2 separate regions of the Homo sapiens genome follow, and region 2 is linked to region 1. The links are chromatin loops, found by intact Hi-C in ENCODE. Cell type or tissue: K562. All regions are shown on one strand. Links, peaks and the distances in the headings refer to the core of each region. The heading gives the core; the rest is flanking DNA.

Region 1 (4,519 bases), core at 1,017-3,516:
AACAAATTTAAAATTTCTGAATAGAGAAATTTCTGATGACTCAGGAATAGTAAAAATGGGTGGGGATAATGTTTCAAATCAAGGAAGGAACCTCATTTTATTCTGAACATACTAGTTTTGACTGTTTTCACCCTGAAATTTTCACTACTAAATATATTTGAAAGCAAGTCTTTTTTCCTTAACATTTGTTTCATACACAGAGAATAACACTGTGGGTCTGGGATTCAGATTTTGAAATGAAGCGTGGACTCTGAGTGGCCCCTTGTCCTTGTGAAAGTGCACTGGTCTAGAGAGCGGCAGTTGGACCCCAGAGTGTGGCACGTGTTCCTGTGTTCATTTGAATATTCTGTGATGACCTGTCACGGAGGTCATGTGATGATGTATATCCTGCCCTCCATCCCAACTGCCACTGGGTTTCAACTGCCACCTGGGAGACTGCTGGTAAAGATGGGAGGTGGCCTTTGCCGCTTTCCATCTTCTCACTGCAGTTTCTTCACGTGGGCCACTTGTACTTAAAATGTCTTCTTAATTTATTCTTTTTACTTCCCCAGCTCCAATTTGTCTACAGATTTACAAATTTGTTTTATAGTTTTATGACTCAATTTGTATTTTCGGTCCTATGAAGCTTTTTGCCTTAAATATTTTTCTCTGTTTATAAGAATGTGCTGTTTCCTAGGCCAGTTTTGTACACACTCTTCCATAGAATAGATCCAGAAGAAACACAACAATACTGCCTTCATCATATCAGGAGATCTTGATACCAAATACGGTAAGAGACATTCCATGAAAGGGGGATTACAGGCCAAAGTCTTCTGAATAGAGATGTGAAAATCTTAAATCAGATATCGGAACATCTTAAATCCAGAGTTTTTTAAGAAAATAAACAGATTTTCTGATGGGAAACATAATAGCCTAGTTAAGAGGTTTCGAGGGATTGTTTTAAATTAAAGACATTTTTAAAAGATAAATACAATCAGGTGGATATAAAAAGTTACAAAATAGAAAAAATCATTAGAGGTTATAAAAGGTTTATGAAAATCTTACTTTGTAGTCAAAATTGACTAGGGTAAGTGATTTATTTACAAGGTCTTATTAAAATTAGCTACAATATTAAAAATACACTAATACCAAACTAAAATTTTGATTTAAAAAATAAGCTTTTCTTAAGATATTAATTTGTTCTCAATGAAATTACAAGAGGTAATAATTTTTCATTCTGAAATCTATTATTTTTTAAACTTCTCAGATTTATACCTCAGAAGTTCGACTTTTACTGTGTCTCTTTACACGTAATTTACAGGTCCCATATTATTGCCTTTTGTTTCTTTTCTCCTGGAAAAGGTGCATCTTTTCCAGGCTGGGATGATAACTCTCTCCTTCAAATTTTCATCAGCCCCTTTAACTCCACCCCGCCGCCTCCCCCACCGCAGGTTCTAATTCTGCTGCTGTAATACTAAAATGCTTATTTTTAAAGGTCTAAAATACTAATGTTTGTCTCAGAGGCAGCACGATTTTGTGCTCTTGGCTTTTTGATGTCTTAATTGTTTCAGGTGACCAGGAAACCTCCCATGTTGTTCGTTAGAGCCAGGTACCCCCCTGCTCAAGTTACTAGCTCTTCTGCTTACATTTCTTCTATAGTAGAATATTCACTCATGACTGAACACACGCCGTGTCTTGTTAAATTCGAGTGCCCTTCTGATCAGGTGTGACTTTGAAGTTATTCAATAAACTTCATTTAGACACTGCCCACTCTCAGGCAGGCCTTAGTTCAGCCTGCTCAGATCAGTAGTCAGAAGACAGTGGGGGTCACAGATTTAATTCCCTAAATCACTTAAGCACCAGCCTTGATGGCCACATTTCAGTTAACTTCCACACTCGGAAGAGAGAACTGAGGCACAGAAGGGTCTATAGAACTTCTCAGGTTCATGTAGCTTCCCAATAAGGACTTGAGCCAGACCTTTGTGCACCAGGCCGCGTGCTCTTGGTCACTCCCATCTGCCACCTTTCTACCTCGTCTCATCTCAGTACAGGGATTTGCCTACACAGTCGGTCTGCACGGTTTTAAGTGCAACCTACAGTGCAAGTTCTTCCTAACGCCCAACTCAGATTCAGGAGGCTTATTTCTGCAGATGGTGAACAGGGGACAATGGTTCAAACACTGAACTTAGTGGTCCCCAGCCTTTTTGACACTAGGGACTGTTTTCATGGAAGATAATTTTTCAGTGGACCGGGATGGGGTGGAAGGATGCTTTCAGGATGAACCTAGCACATTTATTGTGCACTTTATTTCTATTATTATTACATTGTAATATATGATGAAATAATTATACAACTCTCCTAGGAGGGCAAACCCTACTGCGAGCTGCACAGGCCAGGGATCCAGGCCACGTGCACTTTATGCGAATCTAATGCCATGGCTAATCTGACAGGAGGTGGAGCTCAGACGGTGATGCGAGTGATGAGAGCGGCTGTGAATACAGATGAAGCTTTGCTCCCAGCCGCTGCTCAAGCCTGGTTCCTAACAGGCCACACACCATCGGTGGCCCAGGGTTTGGGAACCCCTGACTTAACCCGTTTCCCATTTAGAAAGTAAAAGTGCAGCTCGCTGGGAGCACAGTGTTCTCGGGGAACACAGGAAATGGGTTAAACTGTGAATAAACGGTGCCTCCTTTCTCTGTGGTCTTCTGCAGCAAGATATCAACAGTTGTCTTTATTTAATCCATTTCCCAGAGTGTTGCCTCCAAGATGCAAGATCCTGAGGGCTCCAAAGAATCCACTGTCCGTCACAAATCGACGGTCCGCCAGCTCAGTTTCAGAGACGTGGTGCTCCGCTGCAGGCCTCATCCTCAGGTGCACCCTGGCAGTCAGCCATCTGAAGGTACTATGGAAATTCAGTTACTCACTCTTGGGAGCAGAAGGATTCCAGACCATTCCTGTGTGCACCCTGGCAGGGAGCCATCTGAAGGTACTGTAGAAATTCAGTTACTCACCCTTGCAAGCATAAGGATTCCAGATTCTTCAGGGTCCCAAACTTCAGATAACTCTAAAATTGCTACACTATATTCTTCTTTATTTCATGTGTGCCAATTTAAATGTACAAGTCAATCACTAGTGCTACAAATGCAGAAGTAAAGATGTATTTCCACTTCAAGTTTGGTTCACTTTTAAGAGTAAAGAACACGTCAATGCAAGGTTTAGATATTAATGCAAGGTTTAGATATAATGTCTAGCTGATTGTTAGACATTAGCTAAAATGGAACTCTTCCTGAGATAGCGTTGCCACATTTTCAAACAAATGGACATCATGTGAAACTTGTAAATTAACTTAAAAATTGCAGTAGTACAGAAAGTTCCCATATACCCTCCCCCCTCAGTATCTTTTTTGTGACCACATCTTACATGAATGTGGTGCATTTGTTATAGTGGTTGAAGCAATAGCGATATCTTCTTCTTAATGAAAGTCTAGAGTTTGCACTAAGGCTCACCCTGTGTTGTTCAGCCTATGGATTTTGACAAACTCGTAATGTCATCCATCACCCAGACAGAAGAGTTTCACACCCAAAACATGACCAATGCTGAACCTATTAATCCCTTTCTTCTTTTCCTAGGACCCCTGACTACTATAGATCATTTATTTTATTGCCTCTATGGATTTTCTTTCCCAAAATTCTATAGAATTGGAATCATAAAGTATGCAGCCACTTAGGACTAACTGATTTCGCTTAGCAACATACATGCAAGATTTCATATCTTTTTGTAGCTTAATGGCTTACAAATTTTTATCAGTGAATCGTATTCCATTGGGTCCATGTAATGGTGTGGGTTGGTGCACTCACCGCCTGAAGAGCATCTCAGCTGCTTCCAGTTCAGGCAATTACGAATACAGCTGCCCTCATTCTTGTGCAGATTTTGCAATGGGTGTAATTTTAAAATTTAACTGGGTAAATGTTTAGAATTTTAATCAGTTTTTTGTATAATAACACTATGTTTTCCTTTGTAAGAATTAGGTAGAATTCAGTAAAATCTACTGGGCATTTTTTAAAAAGTTATTGTTGATTTAATTTCTATAATACATACAAGCCTACTCAGATTATCTGAGTCTCCTTTGGGTAGTTATGGTTTCTGCCTTTGAAGGAATTTTGCTGTCAGATTTGTGAGCATAGATTTATTCTAAGTATTCCTTTATTATCTTCTTCATATTCATGGGATCAGCAGGAATGATTCCTCTTTTTATTTACATTATTTATAAATTGTGTCTTCTATCTTTTCTCTGTGGTTAGCCTGGCTGGAGGTTTATCAATTCTGTTTATCTTTTCTAAGAAGCAGCTTTTGGTTTTGTTTTGTTCTCTGTTTATTTTATTATTTCTATTATAATGAATATATTTTTTTTCTATGTTAATGTTGGGTTTACATTACACAATACTTTTTTCTCTAGTTTCCCAAGGTGGAAGGTAAGAAAACTGAATTAAGATTGTTTTTAGTTTTCTAGATAGCATTGTGAATGGAACTGATGTCACAG
Region 2 (4,519 bases), core at 954-3,453, 250 kb before region 1:
AGCTGGTGGAGGTGGGGGTAATGAGGCATGGTGGCAGTGATGCCTGGCCTGAGCCATCACCGGGCATTTACCAGCTGCATGCTCTGGGGGGCGGCTCGCCGCTGCGTTTCCCCTTTTGTTTACGACAGGTACAGTAGGAGCACCCTGAAGGACTGTGATGTGCATTCACTGAGTCAGCACAGATGGGAGGCATGGAGAGTGGTGCTGGGAACCTTTGTAACTACTGACAATAAATGTTTCTTATGATGCAGGCTTACAGATGAGGGACAGATGTGGTGTACCCTGAGGCACCTGGGTAGGCCTGAGGTCCTGCCTGGCTTGGTGGCTGGCTCTGGGACCTGTGGGACCCCAGCAGGCAGGGAGGAGGCAGTGTGGGCTGGGCTGGGGCAGAGGCTACTCTGCCACCTTGCTCTCATTTTACCTGGTATTGGGGGCACAAGTTGGCCACCTTGCCAAGGTCTTGGGAATCCTGAGGTCCAAACTCCAGTGGACAGGAGCAGGTTAGAAATGCATATTCCTGGTCGGGCGCAGTGGCTCACAGCTGTAATCCCAGCATTTTAGAAGGCCGAGGTGGGCGGATCACAAGGTCAGGAGACAGAGACCATCCTGGCTAACACAGTGAAACCCCGTCTCTACTAAAACTACAAAAAATTAGCCGGGCACGGTGGTGGGCGCCTGTAGTCCCAGCTACTCAACGAGGCTGAGGCAGGAGAATGGCGTGAACCTGGGAGGCGGAGTTTGCAGTGAGCTGAGATTGCGACACTACAGCCTGGGCGATAGAGCAAGACTCCATCTAAAAAAAAAAAAAAAAAAAAAAAAAAAGAAATGCATATTCCTGGGACTTAAAGCCACAACGTCCTGAGGGGGTCTCGGGTGGCCCGAGTCTGCATTTCCACCTGCCCTCAGGTGATTCTGTGCAGCCTTGACTCCCCTGGTCTTGGCCTCCAAGGCCTGCCCTTTCTGAGGCCTCTGCCTTCCTCTCTCCTCTCCCTCCCTGCTCAACTCACTGATGTCCACTGAGCTGCTGGACAGGCGTCCCCTCCTCTAGGAGGCCTCCTGGCCTTCCCTCCAGCTCAGCACGATGCTGAGGAGCGACACTGGACAGTACGGCCTCCTCCCCTCCTGTGGTGCTGCTGAGTCCAGGGACAGTCACTGGCCAGTGGGAGGCAGGAAGGGGCCCAGCACTGGCTTTGCATGGCTCTCTGGGCGTGCCCCTGCCTGGGAAGTGGGAATCAGGTGAGAGGCACCTCCTCCTGGGCCCCAGGAGAGCTGGCAGCTCCATCAGACCCTCCACTGCTATGTCATCAGAATGACATTTCTCAAACAGGGTCACCTCCAAAGGGCAGTGAGCTAGGTGCTCCTAGGTAGCACCCCAGGCAGGCCCTGCCCAGTTCTTTCACTAACCTGTCAGAGGCCAGGTGAGCAGCTTGTGTGTTCCTGGTTCAGTCCCCTGGCAGGCGTGCTAGGCAGGGCCCATTCTCAGGAGCCGTCTTGCCTACCTGGTGCAGACACACCCAGGCTATGACCTGCTCAACAGATGTGCAGCAGGGACCCCTAGGGAGGACTCTGGGGCTGCACTGAATTCAAATCTTTATCACTTCTGTGGGCATGGATGTGGATAGCGTGGGAACGTGGCCTCTCTAGCCTCAGTGGCCTCCTTTATAAGGAAGGTATAGTAATAACAGTACCACCCAGTAGGCACCCAGTAGGAGCAGAGACATCCCTCCATTCCTTTCCCAGACCCATGGCTTGGTCCCAGACCAGCAGCACAGCAGCCTCTGGGAGCCTCTTAGAAATGCTGATTTTCCAGCAGTTCTGGATCTCCCAAGTCAGTGACAGCCCTCAGGGTGATGCCATTACAGGTTCAAATTTGAGGACCACTGGTCTAGAATGGACTCCCTCTCTCCCACTCCCCCTTTCTCTCTCCCCCTTCCTGCGCTCACTCCTGCTCAACGGCACTTCCTCTGTGCAGCTGCTAGTTCTGAGGGCTGCCACCAGGTGTCAGGGCAGCCTCAGGAATGTTCCGGCTGCCACACCTCCCTCGCCAGCCTGGCCCCTGCTACATCTCAGGAGAGGTCCTGAGAGGGTAAAGGGCTTCTGAGCTTCTCACAGGATGAATGCTTCCCTGTGCTTTTCTGACTGCTCAGGGTGAGTCATCTGGGCCCGAAGGTGGCAGATATGTCAGCGTCCTGTGTGGTGGGGACAGGGACAGCCCCACAGCACCTAGTGGGATGTTGTGAGATTTGCGGGGCACGCCCAACTCCTCCTCTACTACTGCCGAGTCCTCACTGTCTTATTCTGCCCTAGGAGGCTTCTCCAACCACCCTGCTCTGTCCCCATTGTGACTCCTGGCCACGGCCTCTGACCCTCCACCCAGTCCCGTCGTCACGGTGGGGCCTCCGAAGGCCTGTCCTGCTGTGCCAATGCTGAGGCCGACTTTGGGCTATTGGTCCAGGCCCTGCCCGGCCCTGTAACTACACGTCCCTAACCGCCACCACAGGCTTGGTGGACCAAAAGCCTCCTACTGAACACAGCCCAGCAGGCTTTGCCCACAGTCCCCTCCCAGCTTGCCCACTCCAGCTCCCCTGAGTTCAAGGCCAGCCCACACCCCCGGACGCACTGGACACCCTCCCGGGCGCCGGTGGAGGAGGCTGAGTAGGGCAGGCAAGGTCTCTGCCTGCAGCCACACCAACCCAGCCGCTATCCTCCCAGCGGGGCTGGGCAGAGCATCGGGAGGACTGCCCGGGTCGCGGAAGGGCGTGCGCTGGATTCCAGGCGAGGAGCTGCTGTGCGAGGCCCGCAGGCGGGCTCAGGCGGGAGTGGCTATGGGCCGTGGGCTGCGAGGGCAGAGAACTTTGGAAAGCGATTTGGGGATGGCAGCTGTGTGGCCACACCGCGGGAGCCCTTGAGATGGCTGGCTGCAGGGCGGCTATCGGGTGGGGGGAAGTGATTTCTGGCAGAGCTCCTGGGCCTTGTGCGGGGGTGCTCGTAGGTGATGCTGTGGGGCAGAGACTTAGGAGTGTGGTTGTGAAGGGCGAGATTTCTGCTGAACATCCGAGTGGGAATGTCCGGAGGTCAGTTCAGAGGCCTGGGCACAGTAGCAACAGAGGGCGCGGGGGCAAGGCGGGTTGGGCACGTGGAGGGCATCGGTGTCCCTGCCACGTTTCAGTGGAAAGCCGAGTGAACTGGAGTTGGGGATGGGGGAGGCCGTGAGTCCAGTTCCCTGCACCTTCTGGAGCCTCCCTCCCCAGACCCCTCCTGACAGGGGCTGGGCCTCTCCCAGGGGGCCTCGCGCAGCTCCGGCCCTGAGCATAGGCGCGGTGGAGGCTGAGGGTCCAGCCCCTCGAGGTCCGCGCCCGCTACTTCCGCTCTCTGCGGGGCTGTCCTTCCCTCATCGGTGTCCGCTGCGGCCCTGCGGCCGGCCCGGCAGCACGAGGGAGCCAGGGGGCACGGTCCTGCCCTCAGGAGGCTCCACGTGGACACTGCGCAGCTGGCCTTGAGGCACGCGCGTGCGTGTTCATGTGTGCGTGCGTGCATGTGCGTGCTTGTTCATGTGTGCGTGCGTGTGCGCGTGCGCGCGCTCTTTGCCCCCACACCGTCACTCCTGCACCCTGCATCTAATGTCCAGAGAGGTGATTATCATCTCCACTCCCAATTCACACCTGGCCCTGAGTCAGCTACATGAGTGGTCCAGGCCTGGCTGTCCTGGGTCTTGTGTGCCACGTGGCACAACACCGGGTCTGTAAGAGAAGCCGTGCCACCAGCCTTGGGAGGCAGCGCCTGCTGGGTGGGGTCTCCAGAGGAGAGCTCCAGAGAGAGAAAGGCCGAGCTGCCTCCACCTCCCCCAAAATCCTCCCTGAACCTCAGCAATCACGTCTGTAAATGGGACAATGACAGCGTCAGCCTTAGAGAGTTGCTGGAGTGAGGAACGAACACACACGGGACCACTTAGAAGACTGTTGGGCGCAGAGCTCTCAGGGCTGCTCTGAGGACCACGTTTACAGATGAGGACTCAGAGCGGGAGATGCCAGTACAGCAGGGGCTCTCAGCCACCCTCTCCCAGAGGCAGGTCCCAACGGACCTTGGTGCCAGCTTGGACGCTACGCTCAGCAGTTGTGGAGTTGATTAATAACATTCTGTCCCACATTCGCGGATTGGAAAGTAATGCCTGATTAAGACCCTAAGCATGTCACTTGTGGCAAACACTCAGGCTATCTTCGAGGGGGCAGCATTGACTTCAGGGCTGAAGTCTTGGCTGGTTTTCCTGGGACACACCTTGAAGGCAGCAGAAGCCCTGCTACCATGAAACAGGAAAGGCCAAGGAGTTTGTGCTGGTCCTCAGGCCCTCAGCCCCTAGGAGGCTGGAGGTGGAGACTGGCCCTTAGGCGGTGGCACCATGCCTGAGCATGAGGGGACACCTGGGGCACCCTGTGAGGTGGGGGCAGAAGGGTGGAAGGCTGCGGGGAGGTGGGGGTGGACCGGCTGCAGACAGAAGAGCTACACTTTCAGTTTCTGTTTC

Evidence for each region. Peaks named below come from ENCODE experiments on the same cell type or tissue, not always from the same donor. Only the 100,000 strongest peaks of a DNase experiment are listed, where the experiment ranks them.
Region 2: a loop joins it to region 1, with 4 times the contacts of the local background. A loop is called at or near these places in 26 of 110 quality-filtered maps.

The regions. Positions count from the first base shown.
Region 1 is chr2:131,402,483-131,407,001 of GRCh38, forward strand. It overlaps LINC01120 (long intergenic non-protein coding RNA 1120), which reads left to right and starts at 419. Exons shown (of 3, transcript NR_036499.1): 1 at 419-769; 2 at 2,731-4,519. In K562, for the core only: no CTCF peak of the experiment used is centred there; no DNase peak of the experiment used is centred there; H3K27me3 peaks cover 1,544 bases.
Region 2 is chr2:131,152,170-131,156,688 of GRCh38, forward strand. No RefSeq gene overlaps it. Among named protein-coding and RNA genes, the nearest start is that of PLEKHB2, 49 kb to the left of the region's middle. RefSeq lists enhancers at 2,185-2,454, 4,428-4,519. In K562, for the core only: a CTCF peak has its summit at 2,002 (motif pointing right); a DNase peak (open chromatin) is centred at 2,022; H3K27me3 peaks cover 354 bases.